Linked DNA regions of Homo sapiens: region 2 is linked to region 1. A link is a loop called in an ENCODE intact Hi-C map of the cell type or tissue named here. Cell type or tissue: mammary epithelial cell. All regions are shown on one strand. Links, peaks and the distances in the headings refer to the core of each region. The heading gives the core; the rest is flanking DNA. Region 1 overlaps LOC105378660 (a long non-coding RNA gene). Region 2 has its middle 42 kb from the start of RRAGC.

Region 1 (5,383 bases), core at 202-5,201:
TTGCCTCCTCCTTACCTCCCTCTCCCTCCCTCTCCCTCCCTCTCCCTCCATCTTTCCTCCCAGCACTGCCAAGAACTTGACCCTGTACTGAGTACACACAGCAGATTAGTAGTTGGGTATCTTTGTGAATGCCAAGAGGTAGACTCTGGTCTCCTTCTTATATAGATTCAGACATACTGCCATTCCCCCCACCCCCTCAACCTGGAATGCTTGGACTCAAGAACAAAAGCCAACAACCCATGGGCTTTGAAAGGAATTACTTTGCACACTTCAATATTCATCTAGATGCATTAAGTTGCAAAGCAGAATCTTCTGTCTCTTCTGGTAACTCTAATGGTCAAAGAATTGCATTCCCTCCTTTCCCTGGTTTTCCCAAATGGGAAAGAAAGATATTAGAATCCTCATGATTAGGAAAAGCAATTCCAATGGCTGCTGCTGACATCTGTCACCCAAAAGCTCTTCCTCATGTCTTTCACAGACACCATTTTCTGAAAAGGACAAATGGAAAGAGTGGCTTGAATCGAAGTACTCCCAGATGGCCACAGTGGCAAGCTTTGTCCCCAGGCTTCCCACCCACAGCTCTGCACCACCTCTCCTGCACCTGCCACTGTCCATACCAGGGGCACTGGCAAGCCAGGCACTTCAGTAGTCTTGGAATGGAATGCACTCAAGAGTCCTGCAGGGCATCACTGTTAGTTCCACCCGTGATACTTGTTCTAGTCAGCCAAACTGTTTTTCTTAAACTAGTTTGAATTTCAGTTATGTTACCCAAAGAATCATGATTAATGTAGCCGTGCCATGTATTATTCAATATTTTTCTTTTACTAAACAATGTAAGGAAAAAAAGCAGGAAAGAGCCAGCAATGTAAGGAGAATGTACTGGCTTTGAGATATTGTCAAAATCCTATTCTAATTCTTTTAAATAAACTGTTATTGTTGTTGTTGTTGTTGAGACGGACTCTCGTTCTGTCACTCAGGCTGGAATGCACTGGTGCAATTTCAGCTCACTGCAACCTCCGCCTCCTGGGTTCAAGCGATTCTTGTGTCTCAGCCTTCCAAGTAGCTGGGACTACAGGTGTGTGCCACCACACCCAGCTAATTTTTTATATTTTTAGTAGAGACGGGGTTTCGCCCTGTTGTCCCGGCTGGTCTCAAACCCCTGAGCTCAAATGGTCTGCCCACCTTGGCCTCCCAAAGTGCTAGGATTACAGGTGTGAGTCACCATGCCCAGCCTAAATCAACTTTTTTTGAGGTGTAAACATATGTACAATAAAACTCAGTGTTTTAAAGCATACAGGTTGATAAGTTTTGATAAATGTATACACCCATGTAACTACCACCTCAATGAAGATACAGAACATTTCTATCTTCCCACAAAGTTTCCTGGTGTCCCTGTGCACAATTGCCTCTGTTCAACCACTCTTCTGATTTCTATCACTATAGCTTAGTTTTGCCTGTTTTAGGATATCACATAAATGGAAGCATATAATATGTATTCCTTTTTACCTTTTTTTTACTCAGCATAATTGTTTCAAGATTCATTCATCTTGTGTATCAATAGTTCATTTTTATTGGAGTGTAGTATTATCTGGGTATGACACAATTGCTTATCCATTCACCTGTTGATGAATATTTGACAGGGGCTATTATAAATACAAGTGGTATGAACATATGTATACAAGTCTGTGTGTGTGTATCACACACAATTTATTCTGGATAAATACATAGGAATGGAATTGCTGGGCTATATATGCTTAACTGTATAGGAAACTGCCAAATTGTTTTTCAAAGTGGTTGTACCATTTTATATTCTCAATGGTGTATGAGAAGTCCAGTTCCTCCATATCTTCATCATCTGATCTTGGAATTGTCTTCAAACTTTAACCATTCAGTGGGTGTGAAGTGGAATCTCACTGCAGTTTTAATTTGCTCTGGTGACTCATGTTGTTGAACATTTTTTTTCTTGAGTTTATTGACCTTTTTGTATAGCTTCTTTCATAAAGCACCATTCAAATTTTGCCCATTTAAAAAATTGAGTGTTTTGTCTTTTTCTTATTGAGTAATAAGAGTTCTTTTTGTATTCTGGCTTTTTTATGCATGCTTCTTGACAGATATATGTGATGCACATATTTTCTCCCAATTTGTGACTTGCCTTTTCACTTTTTGATTATGTCTTTTAGAGAGCAGAAGTGTTTTATTTTGATGAAGTCTAGTTTATTAATTTTTTCTTTTATGACTAATACTTTTGTCTATCAAAGAAATTCTTGTCTAACCCCAAACTACAAAGGGTTCTTTTTTCTATTATTTCTTCTAGAAATTTTATAGTTTTAGGTTTTATGTTTATGTCTATGACTGATTTCAAATCAATATTTGTGTATGGTGTGAGACGGGGATTGAGTTTACTTTTCTTTCATATGACAATCCAGTTGTTCTAGCCCTATTTTTAAAAAATCATTACCCCTTCCCCATTGAATTATGCTGGTGCCTATGTTATTAAAAATCAATTGGCCATGTATATGTTGGCCTCTTTCTGGACTCTCTAGTCTCTTCCATTGATCTACATTTTTACCCTTATGCCTGTGTAATTCTGTAACATCATCATACTGTAGCTTCATAGTACAGTAGTTCTTCCTTACCTGCAGTTTCATTTTCCATGGTTTCAGTTACCTAGAGCCAACTGCAGTTCAAAAATATTAAATGGAAGTTTCCAGAAAGAAGCAATTCATAAATTTAAAATTGTCTGCTGTTCTGAGTATCATGATGGAATCTTGCTCTGTCTCACTCTGTCCTGCTCTATCCTGCCCTGGACATGACTCATCCCTTTGTCCAGTGTATCCACGCTGTAGATGCTGCCTGCATCATTTAGTAGCCAGCCATCTGGTTGTCAGATCGACTGTTGGTATTGCAATGCTTGTGTTCAATTAACCCTTATTTTACTTAACAATGGCTCCAAAGCACCAGCGGTGATTCTGGCATATTGTTATAATTGTTCCATTTTATTACTAGTTATTGTTAATTTTTTACTGTGTCTAATACATTAGACTTTATCACAGGCATGTGTGTACATATAGAAAAAATCATAGTATATATAAGTTTTGGTACTATTCATGGTTCCAGGCTTCCACTACGGGTCTTGGAATGTAACCCCTGTGGATAATGGGATACTACTATGTAAGTAGTGTAGATCCTCCAATTTTGTTCTTTTTTCAGATTTCCTTGAGCTAGTCTGTATTCTTTGCATTTTCATTTAGTTTTAAAGTCAGTTTACCAATTTATACAAAAAAAAAACCTCTCTAGGATTTTGATTGGAATTTATAGATTGATTTGGGGAGAACAGACATTTAACAATGCTGAATCTTCTAATCTATGCATATGGTGTAACTCTCCATTTATTTAGATCATGCTCAATTTCTCCCAGTAATATGTGTAGTGTTCAGGTTAGAGATACTGCAATCTTTCCTTAAATGTATTCTGAGCATTTTGTTTTCTAATTTGATACTGTTGCAAATCCTATCACTTAACATTTTTTATTTTCCTATTGTTTGTTGTTAGGATCCAGAAGTACAGTGGGTTTCTCTATATTGATCTTTATTCTGTGATTTTGCTAAATTTTCTTATTTGTTCTATTAATTTTTTTGACAGATTCCTTAGAATTTCCTGCAATTTCATTGTTTGCAAAAAAACCCCATGTAACTTCCTTTCTAATCTTTATGCCTTTTATTTCTGCTCCTTTTTTATTTTTTCTTATTTTACTGGCCAGGACCTCCCATGCAATGTTATATAAAAATGGTAAGAGTAGACATCCTTGTTTTATTCCTGATCTGAGGTGAAGAGCATTCAGTATAATTAAACTGTAGTTTTTTTGTTTGCTTGTTTGTTTTCATACATGCCCTTTATCAGTTTGAAGCATTTCCTTACATTCTTAGTTTGCTGGGAATTCCTTTTTTTGGTTATAGATTTTTGCAGTTACAATCCCACATTTGTATTGATTTAGGTATTTTCCTGTATGTTAAAATTAATAAATTTTACACTAATAGAAATGTTGGAAGGAAAAGTTTTAAAATGTAAAAATTAAAACTTTAGGATTACTGAAAGAAAATATCTGGGAAATTATCTTTATACCTTTTATAACTTAGTAGTATGGAAGTCTTCTCCAAGTGTGACCCCAAAAGCAGAAACCATAAATAAAAAAGTTATTAGATTATACTACATAAAAATTGTAAATTGATATTCTAAAGATGTCATAAACATAGACTAATTACCACTGATAAAAAATGTATGCAACATATATGATAGATAAAGGATTATTTATAATATATGAAGAGTTCACATACATCAATAGGAAAAATTAGAACAATCTCTTAAATAAACGGGCAAAAGGCATGAACAAGTAGTTTAAAAAGAAATACAAATATCTAACAAAAGTATGAAAAGATGCTCAACATCAACAGTGTTAAAATAAACACAAATTAAACAATAACAAATATTACTTAGCAGATTGGCAAAGATTAACAAAGTTGATAATATTCAGTGTAAAGGAAGGTGTAAGAAAATTTTCATATTGGTGACAGAGCAATTGGTTTGACATCATTGGACCATATTTGTTAATAGCTATCAAAGGCCTTAAAAATGTGCATACTCTTCAGCCCACAGTTTCATTTCCAGGAATTTGTTCTAAAGCACAATTGAAAAGGTGAGAAAACGTTATATATAAGGATGTAAATTATAGATAATATCAACTTTTGGGGCCAGGCACGGTGGCTCACGCCTGTTATCCCAGCATTTTGGGAGGCCAAGGCAGGCGGATCACTTGAGGTCAGGAGTTTGAGACCAGCTTGGCCAATATGGTGAAACCCCGTCTCTACTAAAAATACAAAAATTAGCCGGGCATGGTGGTATACACTTGTAATACCAGCCAGGTGGGAGGCTGTGGCACGAGAATTGCTTGAACCCAGGAGGCGGAGGTTGCAGTGAGCCAAGATCATCCACTGCACTCCAGTCTGGGTGACTGAGTGAGACTGTCTCAACAAAAACAACAAAAAGTCAAATTCTGGATACAACCTAAATACCCATCTGTAAGGACCTGATTAAGAAAACAAATTTTGCTATAGCCACTCAGTGGAATACTATGTAACTATTTAAATGGAGTATGTGGATCTATATTGAAATGAAAATATGTCCCTTGTTAAATGGAAGATATTGTGTATCTAGCTAGATCACATTTTTTTGTATAATAAAGGAAGTGTGTATATATGTGCCTAACACAATAATTGACACAGAGTAGGCATTCAGTAAATAATGACTAACTGTACAATTTTTTTAAAAAAAGGTTAGATGTGTTTATATAAAATGTTAACAATGGTTATTTGTGGATGGAGGGAGT
Region 2 (5,383 bases), core at 83-5,082, 130 kb before region 1:
TTTTTTTTTTTTAAGCTTCAGGGACCTGATTGTTTCATGAATTCCCTCAAAATATACACTAATTTAAGGGACATATAATTGTGTGTGTGGAGGTGGTGGGAGGTCCAAGGGGCAAGGGGTGGCAATCCCAGAATTCCTTACTTTGCAAAGGAGGCACCTGACTCAGGTTGTGAGCCCACTGGGAGCAGGAGTTGTTTTATCTGTCTTAAATCCCCAAGGCCCAGGATGGAGTCAGTCTATAGGCGGAGATCAATAAACATTTGTCCAGTGAACACAAGAATAAAGGTCACTCAGCTTAGGCCTCCGCGGGACGCCTGAATTTCCTCCACAGTACAATCTATGACTGTTTCCTTGGTGGTCTGATGGAGGCCCACCAAATGCAAAAAATCAGCTTGCTGGTAGAGGTAGGAACCTTGATCATCCTTGATACATTTGTGTCTTACATTCAAAAAGACCTTAGGAAGGTCAGTATTAACCAGACGTGCTATTTCTCTAGAAACTATATAAAGGGAGTGTGGGAAAGAGAAGCTTTTATTGAAAACAAACAAAGCCTGCAATGTGCTTTTGCAGGGAGTTGTGGGAGAGCTGGGTAGGGCCACTCCAGGTCTCCTGGCCCTGAGGTGGAGGCCCTGTGACCACGGAAGCTTCTCTAGGTAGCTCTGAGCCCACTTCTGGGGTCTCTTGCATGCCTCCTGTCAACTCAGGAGAGGCAGCTGAAAACTGAGCCATCTCTGCTGCTCTGGTCAGCTGGACAGGCTGCATAGTTTGAAGGAAAGTCCTTGTTTTCTACCTCCTCCTGCCTAAGATCAGTGACCCGCCCCCCCCGGGCTCCCACCTTCCCCAGCCAGGTCAGGCATCAGAGAGCTACCATGGCAGCCACAGATGCAAATGCATATTGCTTGAATTATTTATTTTATTATTTTTTTAAAGCTCACCCTTTAATGAAATACCTTAAATATGTAGGGTAGTCAAGACTCACAAGAGAAGGCTAGACTCGATCCCTTCAGCGCCCCTTCAGCGCCCCTTCAGGCTCTCAGAACTTTGATGGAAAACATCCCGGAAGCTAAAAAACTGTATTTACCTTCCCCAGCCCCACCCCTACCCCTATCCCGGACACTGTAATTTAGAAGCACGCGTTTATTTGTAGGATTATTCATCGAGTCAATCTTCCCCACCAGATGTGATTCTCACGATTGTTTTTTGACTGCCAATGGTCAGCTAAGGGTTTAGTAGGTATTTGGCGATGGGGAAGCATTGGTTGCATGCATGATGGGTGAATGCTGAGGGGTCTGACTCGGCTGTGGATGGAAGGAAAAAGACCTCCTCCACCACCACCCGGGTCTCAGTGAAGGACGGGTTGGGAGCGCTCCAACAAGAACCACTGCCTGTCCCCCAGCCCGGACCCGCGGCCAGGGAGGAGGCCCCGGGGAGCCCTGGAAGGCGCCGCGGGGAGGCCTGCCTTCCTGGAAAGCCACGCTTGGAGCTGTCTTCAAAAGCGGCGACGCAGCCCCCGGCGTTTGAGCACGAATAAATCATTAGCATTTTATTTACAATTCTGGGTTTACAATTCCTGGAAAAGGATCCTGCTGTTCAGTGCGGATTCCTGCTTTGCAGGATTTCCCCAGCGCCTCCTTCCACCTCTCGTCTAGGGGGACTGGGTTCCTTAAGACTTCCCTGGACGGGAGTGCGGTGCGGAGTGGATGGGGCGGGTGGTCTCGGGAAGGAGGGGGCGCCGTCCCTCGGTCCTGCGTTTCCCGACGACCCCGAGCAGAGGAGTTGTATCCTCTCGGTTTTACCGAGAAAGGACGGTTGATCAAAGAGGGCTGGGCGTGCCCAGGGTCACACAGCTCGCTCTGAAGCTTGCGCCTAAGTCCCGGGTCTGGGAACCCCGCCGCGCAGCCGCGGACCCGGGAGCCCCCAGCGCTCGGCCCGGCTCCGGTCCCCGACGGCGCCCCGCGTGGCCGCTAGATGGCAGCCTTGGTCTCCGAGGCGGGCGGGCGGCCGCCCACCCAGGGTCCGGAGGGGCCAGCGCGCCGCTCCGCGGAAGGCGCTGTCGCTGGCACCCTAGCCCACGCTTCCGGGGCCCCAGTGACCAAAGCAAGGAAAGAGTTCCAGAAAGCAGCCCAGGCTCCCCTGTCCGGAACGGAGCGGGGGCTTGCTCCGGGCTTACCCGGAGCGGGGTCCGAGGCGTGGCGCTCTGGGCTCCGTGTTGGGGTAGGCTCCGCCGGGCGGGGGCGCCTTCAGCCCCTCTTGGGCAATGCCGGCCGCGCGCACAGGGCCCGGGGACGGTCGGGGCGAGACCGCGTGGGGTGAAATCCGCGGCAGGAGGCCGCCTGACTGTGTCCTGATCCGGTCCCTTTAGACGTGACCCATGGTCAAGCCTTCTACCTATCTCCCCTCTCCTGCTCCAGACCTAGGCATGTGGAGTCTCTCCCTAGCTGGGAGAGGCCGCGGGCCGGTCCCTGCCTGCCTCAGCCCCAGCGACCTCCACCCAGAACCCACAATGGCAGGTGGAGGCACCCGCCCATCCCCGCGGCGGCACCTGTGGGCGAGCAGAGATTGGCATGTCTCGGAGGTTGGCACACGGATGATTTGGGCCTCATCGGAGAGAGACATCTGTGTGGGCAGAGGAGGTGGTGGTGCTGGGCAAACCGTGCCTTCCCTACATCAGAGGGGAGGTGGGACTCAGGGGACTGGGATCAGTCCTGTTGTCTCTGGAGTGTGCACCGATATGAATTCATAGGTTCGTTTCATTGGCCCCTTTCTTTGGGCCTCAGAGTGGTAGGTTCTCTGCCTTTAAGGTCTGACATTACAGTGCTGGGATCTGCCTGACGTGCAGGGGAGGTCTACAAAGGACCCTCTCACCTCCCTTCTCTATTCATGCTTCTTCTCTGGATGTGGCTTCTTTCTTTTCTAGGAGGAAGGGGCTCAATTTTGTGAATTTGACCTGGCCTACAGGTCATCTTTGTGCACTGGGCAGCAACAGACCTGAACTGTGCTTCAGATTCTGAGAAATTGGACTTTGTCTTGGCCCTTGGAGGTGGGGACACTGAGGCCTAGAGGGGGAAGGCCTTTGCCAAGGTCACTTGGGGCATCCAGCTTTCCCAGTCCAGGACTCTTGTTGCTGCCAGGCCTTCTCAAAAGACATCCTCTAGATCCCAAAGTCCTTGCAAAGTTCTATACTTTGCATTGCTTTTGAAAATCATCTGAAGCTTTGTCCGAGTGCATGGGCCATTAGGTCCTAGGAGTAGAGTTGGGCACTGAAGGGTGTTGTTCCTCAGGATGGCTCTCCAGGCCTTGTCTTCCCCGGTCTGGGCCGTACAGGTCAGGTCAGATGAAGGCAGTTGGGGACTGGTGGTGTGAACATCCCTTGATCCCATCAGTAGCCCCCTGGGAAAGCCACGTAGTACAAGGATGTGAGTGGAATTGGTATCTGCCACATGTCCCTCTGTTAAGATCACAATTTCCATGACAGAGTCGCTCTCTAATGGAGCCTGTCAACTCGGCTTAGGCCCCAGTGGCTCAGAGCACACTTCCACGAGAGAGGCGGTGTGGGATCTGAGGCATTAACTGTGCCTTGTACTGGGAGGAGGCATAGGGCGGCAGAATACCTTTTCGAAGTCCCCTTGGAAACCAGTACCCGGCACCTATCATGCCTGCCATCTAATTACCCGGTAATTATTCCACACAGCCATGCAATTGGCCAGGGTCGCAGGGAGCCCACCAACAGCCCAAGGGGGAAGGTGGCTCTCTCTAGGGGCCTGCAGCTCCAGCTCTGGGCGAACAAGCCGCCTCTGAAGCCGCTGGAGAAGTACCCCTTTGACAGCACGCAAGGGCCTAGAGCAGCCGTCTTTATTGGCAGCCGGAGAGGCTGTTTGGGGAAATGGAAAAACTTGTGTCGGCGGCGTCAGTCTTGTAAAGGGGTAGCCAAGCAGTTTGCAGCGTGTTCTGTTCCTCGCGCTGCTGCCACCGCCTCGGCTCCTCAGAGCCTGCCGGGGAGGAGCGAGGGGGAGGAGGTGACCGAGTTCACGTCCCCACCGCTGCCTCTCCTGGAGTGATGGATGGCTGTCTGCTCAGGCGGGGGAGCGCCTGCACAGCTCTGCAGGGTGCGCGCTCAGACTCCCACACCTGGCGCAGAGGCTTCAGCAAACTCCCATGTCCCCCAGTGCTCGGAGAGTATGAGCTCTGGGTCAGTTAGCCTGGCTGGTTATTTCGGGTTAATGAGACCGTCCTTTTCAGTTTCACCCCGATCTGTGACAATCTCGCACAAACATCTGTCGCCTCCTCTGGGCTCCGCTCCGCCCTTTTACCGCAAACCCAAGCGTGTCTCCCTGAGGCTTAGGAGGTACCAGGATTCACCCGAGTCTTCTGAGGGTGGCACTTGGGTTAGGGAACAATTTACTCATGACGAAGACAGAGATCAGAGGGTAGGTATTGGGTCATTTCTTCTTTAAAAGATGTTACATTTTAGAATTCCATTAATTGAGGGCTGTAGTTAATCCGTTAAGTACGGGAATAAGGTTCTATTTTGTCTTTCTTTTCTTTCTACTCCAAAATGTTCTCAGTAAGTGTTCCGTAGCTGGGAATTCTGCAATCAAAACCTGGGTGTGGGGAGTGAGGGTTGGGGAGGAGAACCCCCCTGCCCCCACCAGAAGGGGCCTTGATTTTGCAGTTTGCCTCATGTCAGGGGATCATTGAGTTTAGTTCTTGATGAAAACCAAGTCTCAGCTGTGACTTCAGTGCAGGACTTGTGGATGCTTCTGCTTCTGGGGGCCAAGGTGCTTAAAAATGACCTCACCAACAATAACGATGATGAAAATAATAATGTGCAGCAGTTTACATTTTTCTTGGGCACCTAGTATGTGTCAGATACTGTGTACTTTATCTCTATTATTTCGTTTAATCTTCAGATCAGTCTTGTAAAATAGGTGTTACTGTTATTCCCATTTTACAGTGGAAGAAACTGAGGGTCAGAGAGATTAATTAACTTGCTGAAGTGACACAGCTGGAAAGAGACAGAGGCAGAACTCAGCCCAAGTCCTTTTGATTCAAAGCCTTGCACTTAATTGGTCTGCTCTATTGCTACAGAAACCTACAGTTATCTTGTTGAAAAGCATATTTGTAGTTTGGGGAAACACCCTTTAAAACTCTGTTACAGTTTTACAATGAGTTGATGTTTGGTTTGGTTTTGCTGCTTCTTTCTCTCTCTCTCTCTTTTTTTTCTAAAACAGAGAAAAACAAAAACAAAACCCCCAAATCTTTTGCTATCCAATGGGTCAGTTAGCTTACATCAGCCAGATCAGAGGAGGAAGAAACTGCTGAGTTTTCATTGCTGACTCACGTGAAAAAGAAGTTGCGTTGGAATTATTTGCCTTAAAAATTA

The links. Peaks named below come from ENCODE experiments on the same cell type or tissue, not always from the same donor. Only the 100,000 strongest peaks of a DNase experiment are listed, where the experiment ranks them.
Region 2: a loop joins it to region 1, with 3 times the contacts of the local background. A loop is called at or near these places in 1 of 110 quality-filtered maps.

Annotation. Positions count from the first base shown.
Region 1 is chr1:38,688,443-38,693,825 of GRCh38, reverse strand. It overlaps LOC105378660 (a long non-coding RNA gene), which reads left to right. Exons shown (of 3, transcript XR_947213.3): 3 at 479-952. Among named protein-coding and RNA genes, the nearest start is that of RRAGC, 170 kb to the left of the region's middle. In mammary epithelial cell, for the core only: no CTCF peak of the experiment used is centred there; a DNase peak (open chromatin) is centred at 2,815; H3K27me3 peaks cover 235 bases.
Region 2 is chr1:38,814,920-38,820,302 of GRCh38, reverse strand. No RefSeq gene overlaps it. Among named protein-coding and RNA genes, the nearest start is that of RRAGC, 42 kb to the left of the region's middle. RefSeq lists silencers at 772-939, 1,830-2,059 and enhancers at 3,437-3,936, 3,937-4,438, 5,169-5,218. In mammary epithelial cell, for the core only: a CTCF peak has its summit at 1,970 (motif pointing right); no DNase peak of the experiment used is centred there; H3K27me3 peaks cover 229 bases.